2 separate regions of the Homo sapiens genome follow, and region 1 is linked to region 2. Evidence: read pairs that join two places in POLR2A ChIA-PET (ENCODE). Cell type or tissue: Caco-2. All regions are shown on one strand. Each heading gives the region's core, and the rest is flanking DNA. Links, peaks and the distances in the headings are about the cores only.

Region 1 (2,808 bases), core at 83-2,582, 130 kb after region 2:
CCAGGAAGAGTCAGACCTGGGAACTCGACACCACAGACCCTTTCCTTGTTTCCATCTCTGTCTCTCACTGCCTCATTTCTTCTTCCTTCTGGCTGGTGGCCTTGTCCTCCCAGCCTTCTCATGTGGCACATGGGGTCATATTGATAAAGCGCCTTGACCAGAAAGGGAAGATACTTTTCCCTACAAGCTTAATTTAGAAAAATCCCTGGCTTGCTTTTTCTTTCTTTCCCTTTGTTTCTTTCTTTTTCTTTTTCTTTCTTTCTTTGTCTTTCTTTCTTTCTTTTTCTTTTTCTTTCTTTCTTTCTTTTTCTTTCTCTCTCTTTCTTTCTTTTCTTCTTTCTTTCCTTCTTCCTTTCTTTCTTGTTCTTCTTTCTTTCCTTCCTTCTTTCTTTCTTCCTTTCTTCCTTCCTTCCTTTCTTTCCTTCCTTCCTTCCGTCTTTCTTTCTTTCTTTCTTTTCTTTCTTTCTTTCTTTCTTTCTGTCTTTCTTTCTTTCTTTCTTTCTTTCTTCTTTTCTCTCTCTCTCTCTCTTTTCAGATTGATCCTTGGATGAATTCCCAGATCAATCACTGTGGCTAGGTGAGTAGGTTGTTATTACGGTTGAATCAGGGTCACATGCCCACCCCTGTGGCCGAAGAAGAGGAGGCCAGGGTCCTTTGATCAGCAGCCTCCTCACAACCAGGTGGAAGAAGAAAGGAGCAGTTCCCCCATGGAAGGAAGTTCTGTCCCCTGAAGAGCAGAAGAAGTGCTGAGCAGACACAAGTCACAGCTGTCCACTCTGGTGTCCCATGGACTGAATGAAATGTTCCTTAAATTCATTGTTCTCATTCTTACCCATTTTCTTTAATGTTATGCCCACTGCAACAAGTTTCTGAGAACATTCAACTGACATTTTAAAGAGAGATGTCACAAAGAAGGAAATACTTTGTAAAGAGTGATGCTTAGTGATCATAATCATCTTAGAGACCTAGAGAGATTGAGTGACTTGCTCGAGGCCACTCAATTATTAAAAAGGAGAAGTAGGACTTTCACAGAATATCCCCATGGAATAAATTAATAGTCTGGTTTATACAGCACTCTGGAGACTTGAGCAACTATGAATCCATCATCCAAGGCTTGATCAGATTGTTTTCCTGGACGATAAAGAGCAGACCAGGGCCAGAGTGATTACTCAGAGGTTAAAGAATAACAGACATTACTCGGAATCTGACTTCAGCATGCAACCAGGCAGAGATGATTCACGAAGTGTGTGTGTGTGTGTGTGTGTGTGTGTGTGTGTGTGCGTGTGAAATCTTCAGTGTGTGTTTAGATTGCTAGGTAAGAAAAGTAATGTAATTGAAGTCATATACATCTTTTCCAGGAAGAAAAAAGGGACTTGAGATTAGGGTTTCAGGTACCTTGAAAAAGATGGGCAATTTAATTGTTCTCTAAGTTGGCCCTTAGTTATCCACTCTAAAGAGAGCTTAAAACATGCCTGCATCTTTAGCTCACAATTTATTTCTCTTCTCCTGTTTGTCTTTTGTACTTTGTCAGTGGTTTCCACATTTGGATGTGCATCAAAATCACTGGTGGAACTTAAACAAAAGCATCCAGTCACCAGCCTGCCCCTGACCCCTACACTCACATTACGGGCTCCTTGGAGGATTCTAGTACATAGGTGGGGCAGAAAACATCTCCTCATGCTGCAAAATGCTCTCCGGCATGCAGAGAGACTTTGTGTGCTTTATCTTGCCTGATACCCCACAACGGTGAGGACAAGGCCAGACTGGGAAAATAAGGAGACAGCAGTTAAATGGCGTTCCTAAGGTGAGGCAACTTGTAAGTAGTAGAATTAGGAGGACTAGAACCTAGATTTTGCTCCTAATTCAATCAATAAGGATGACTAGGGCTTGGTCTTGACCAACTGTGGAGGAGTAGCAGGTGAAAGAGGCATAACTAACAAGCATAGGTCTACTTTTGCAAGTAATCAATCAAAGTCATACTCTAAAGTAGCATCTAGAAATTAGCACCTTCCACAGGCCGTGCCCTTCCTAAAATGTACCATCTGTATACTCTTTCCTTGTAGAAGGTGTCTTCCTTTCTTGTTCTGGTAATGACCTTGGGAAAGTTGCTTGACTTCACTGTTCCTTGGTTTCCTCATCTATACAATGAGAGTGTTGGATTTGATTCCTTTCTGCTCTTGTGCTAGATAGTTACATTGGTTCAGTGACAAGCCCTTGGACGTCATGTGATTGCAAAGGGCTAAAAAAGAGCCCTCTGTATTCTAAGTGTCTGTTGATGCTTTGTCCAGTGGACAAAGCCTTTCAGGTTGCAACGTGGCGTAAGAAAAAGCTTAAAATGAGGCTGGGTGTTGTGGCTCACACCTGTAATGCCAGCGCTTTGGGAGGTCGAGGCGGGTGGATCACTAGGTCAAGAGATCGAGACTATCCTGGCCAGCATGGTGAAATCTCGTCTCTACTAAAAATACAAAAATTAGCTGTGTGTGGTGGTGTGTGTCTGTAGTCCCAGCTACTTAGGAGGCTGAGGCAGAAAAATCGCTTGAACTCAGGAGGTGGAGGTTGCAGTGAGCCAAGATCACACCACTGCACTCCAGCCTGGTGACAGAGCGAGACTCTGTCTCAAAAAAAAAGAAAAAGCTTAAAATGAGATAATCCCTGGAAAAGGTGGATTGTGACTCAGACTCATTCAAGTAAAAAATGAAAATGATTGACAGCAAAGGAAGGGGGAAGTGTTCAGAAAATAAAGTAGGAAGGCTGCAGATCTGTGAAGGCGAATGGGGAGATGGGGCTGAAGAACACCCTCAGGGGCTG
Region 2 (2,808 bases), core at 29-2,528:
TCCTGCACATGTACCCTGGAACTTAAAATAATAAAAATAAAGATGCACACATAAAAAATCAGTAGTCAGCACCCTTTGGCATGAGCAAAGAGAATTTGTGGACTCACAGAAATTACACATTCCCTTAATTACCACATGAGAACTACTACCATCTGATGTCAAATTCCTTTCCATGAGTTCACTAGTAATATATTCTCTACAATGGAATCTTTCTGAAATATATTCCAGTTCAAAAATCTTCATGATACTGGCTGGGCACAGTGGCTAACACCTGTAATCCCAGCACTTTGGGAGGCCAAGACAGGCAGATCACTTGAGGCCAGGAGTTAACCAGCCTGGCTAATGTGGTGAAACCCCATCTCTACCAAAAATACAACAACAACAACAACAACAACAACAAAACCAAAAACAAAAAGAACTTCATGATGCTCTCTGAATGGAATGTAAAATACTTTAGTTTGACATTCAACATTTTGCATTCTTTAGTCTTTATCTTGGTTGCAAGCCTCATCTCTCACTGTTCTCGATACCTTATTCCAAACAAATTGGTCACTTCCTATTATATCCTATGCTTTTCTATCTCTAGACCTTTGCTAATGCTTTTCCCGTCACCTGGAGTGCCCCCTTCCATTTCCACTGGTCTAAATACCATAATCCAACTCAAATGCCCCATGCTTCGTAAGTTTTCCTAGCCTTCTTTACTACATGAGAGCTTTCTCTTTGACACCAGTGTGTTTTCTTTCTACTTCTACATCATTTATAGTCTTTGTTTTATTTCAGTTATTTCAACACTTGACTTATGGGTTCCAAATTATCAGCTTCTTAAGGTTAGAACTTTGCTTTAAACATGAAAAATGCTTGATTAATATAAGTATTTTAAAGCAACACTTCTCTAATCACATTAAGTGTTAAAGATTTAACTTTTTGAAGAATTGTTTTTAATCCTAAAAAGTATTTTTCTTAACTTTGAGTAAAGGCATTGTCACAGTTAACAGTTATTGACAGATAGGCAGTCCACCATTCACATCTAATCTGGTCCCTAAAAAGACTTAATCAGAAGTTAATATCATTGGGAATGTGTTATATATACTACAGATGTTTGTCCCTTCCCAAATCTCATGTTATAATTTAATCCCCAAAGTTGGAAGTGGGACCTAATGGGAGGCATTTGGGTCATGGGGGTGGATCCCTCATGAACAGATTAACGCCCTCCCTAAGAGGTGAAAAGATGAGTGAGTTCTCACTCTATTAGTTCCCTGGAGAGCTGATTGTTAAAAAAGAGCTTGGTAGTACACCCTTCTCTTGCCATGTGACCTCTGTATTCATGGGCTCCTCTTTGCCTTCTGCCAGGAGTGGGGGCAGCCTGAGGCCTTCACCAGATGTCTACTATTCTAGCCAGCAGAATCACACACCAAGTAAACTTTTTCTATATAAACTACCCAGTCTCAGTTATTCCTTTATAGCAACAGAAGACAGACTAAAACAGAATGTGTTCAAATAATAATATACTTGAGGATGTGTAAAGTTTTTTAAATGTTAAAACAAAAATTGTAGACCTAGACTTACCTTTGAAGCACTTCTTTCTGAAACTTTGTGATTCTGTGTTATACAATCGAACAAAGCCTTCTTCATTGGCAACTGCTAGTACATGTTCCATATTGGGAGCTAAAGCAGAAATAAAGAAAAAAATATATAGAGTAACACAATTTTTTTTTTTTTTTTCAGACGGAGTCTTGCTCTGTCACCCAGACTGGAGTGCAATAGTGCAGTTTGGCTCACTGCAACCTCCACCTCCTGGGTTCAAGTGATTCTCCTGCCTCAGCATCCCAAGTAGGTGGGATTACAGGCATGCGCCACCACGCCCAGCTAATTTTGTATTTTTACTAGAGATGGGGTTTCACCATGCTGGTCAGGCTGCTCTCGAACTCCTGACCTCAAGTGATCCACCCACCTCAGCCTCCCAAAGTGCTGGGATTACAGGCGTGAGCCACCATGCCTAGCTACAAAAATTTTTAAGCTTACTCAAAACCACCAAAATTTTCTTCAGATAATCTCTTATTTAGAGAAGGGCTAAATCGAGGGTAGTACTTAAAACAAGAGTGGTACTGGCCAATGGCAAACAAAGGCATATGATGATGTAGGCTGCCAGCAGGCTGAGTCTATTAGTTTTTTTAACCATATTTTTATTTACTTATTTTTACCACAATCATGACTATGTAATAGTCTATTAGTTTTTGAGAGACAGTCTCGCTATGTCACCTAGGCAGGAATGCAGTGGCGTGATCTCAGCTCACTGCAACTTCCGCCTCCCAGGTTCAAGCGATTCTCTTGCATCAGCCTCCCCAGTAGCTGGGACTACAGGCATGCACCACCATGCCCGGCTAATTTTTATAAGGAGTCTATTAGTTTTAAATTTCCTTGTCACAACTTTTTCTTTCCTCTCAAACTATTATGGGTGGAGACAAATACTTCTATTTCTTTTTTTTTTTTTTTTTTGGAGATGAAGTCTCACTGTCACCCAGGCTAGAATGCAATGGCACGATCTTGGCTCACTGCAACCTCTGCCTCTCAGGTTCAAGTGAGTCTCTTGTCTCAGCATCCCAAGTAGCTGGGATTACAGGGGTGCGCCACCACGCCCAGCTGATTTTTTGCAATTTTAGTAGAGATGGGATTTCACCATGTTGGCCAGGCTGCCTTGAACTCCTGACCTCAAGTGATCCACCCGCCTTGGCCTCCCAAAGTTCGGGGATTACAAGTGTGAGCCACTGTGCCCAGACCTACCTTGGCGTCCTAAAGTGCTGGGATTTT

What was found. Peaks named below come from ENCODE experiments on the same cell type or tissue, not always from the same donor. Only the 100,000 strongest peaks of a DNase experiment are listed, where the experiment ranks them.
Region 1: POLR2A ChIA-PET joins it to region 2 with 5 read pairs; 7 of 35 experiments call an interaction of 5 or more read pairs at or near these places.

Annotation. Positions count from the first base shown.
Region 1 is chr1:211,916,526-211,919,333 of GRCh38, reverse strand. No RefSeq gene overlaps it. Among named protein-coding and RNA genes, the nearest start is that of LPGAT1-AS1, 87 kb to the right of the region's middle. RefSeq lists an enhancer at 2,521-2,690. In Caco-2, for the core only: no CTCF peak of the experiment used is centred there; a DNase peak (open chromatin) is centred at 1,233.
Region 2 is chr1:212,043,517-212,046,324 of GRCh38, reverse strand. DTL (denticleless E3 ubiquitin protein ligase adapter) reads right to left here. Exons shown (of 15, transcript NM_016448.4): 3 at 1,567-1,665. Among named protein-coding and RNA genes, the nearest start is that of DTL, 9.2 kb to the right of the region's middle. In Caco-2, for the core only: no CTCF peak of the experiment used is centred there; no DNase peak of the experiment used is centred there.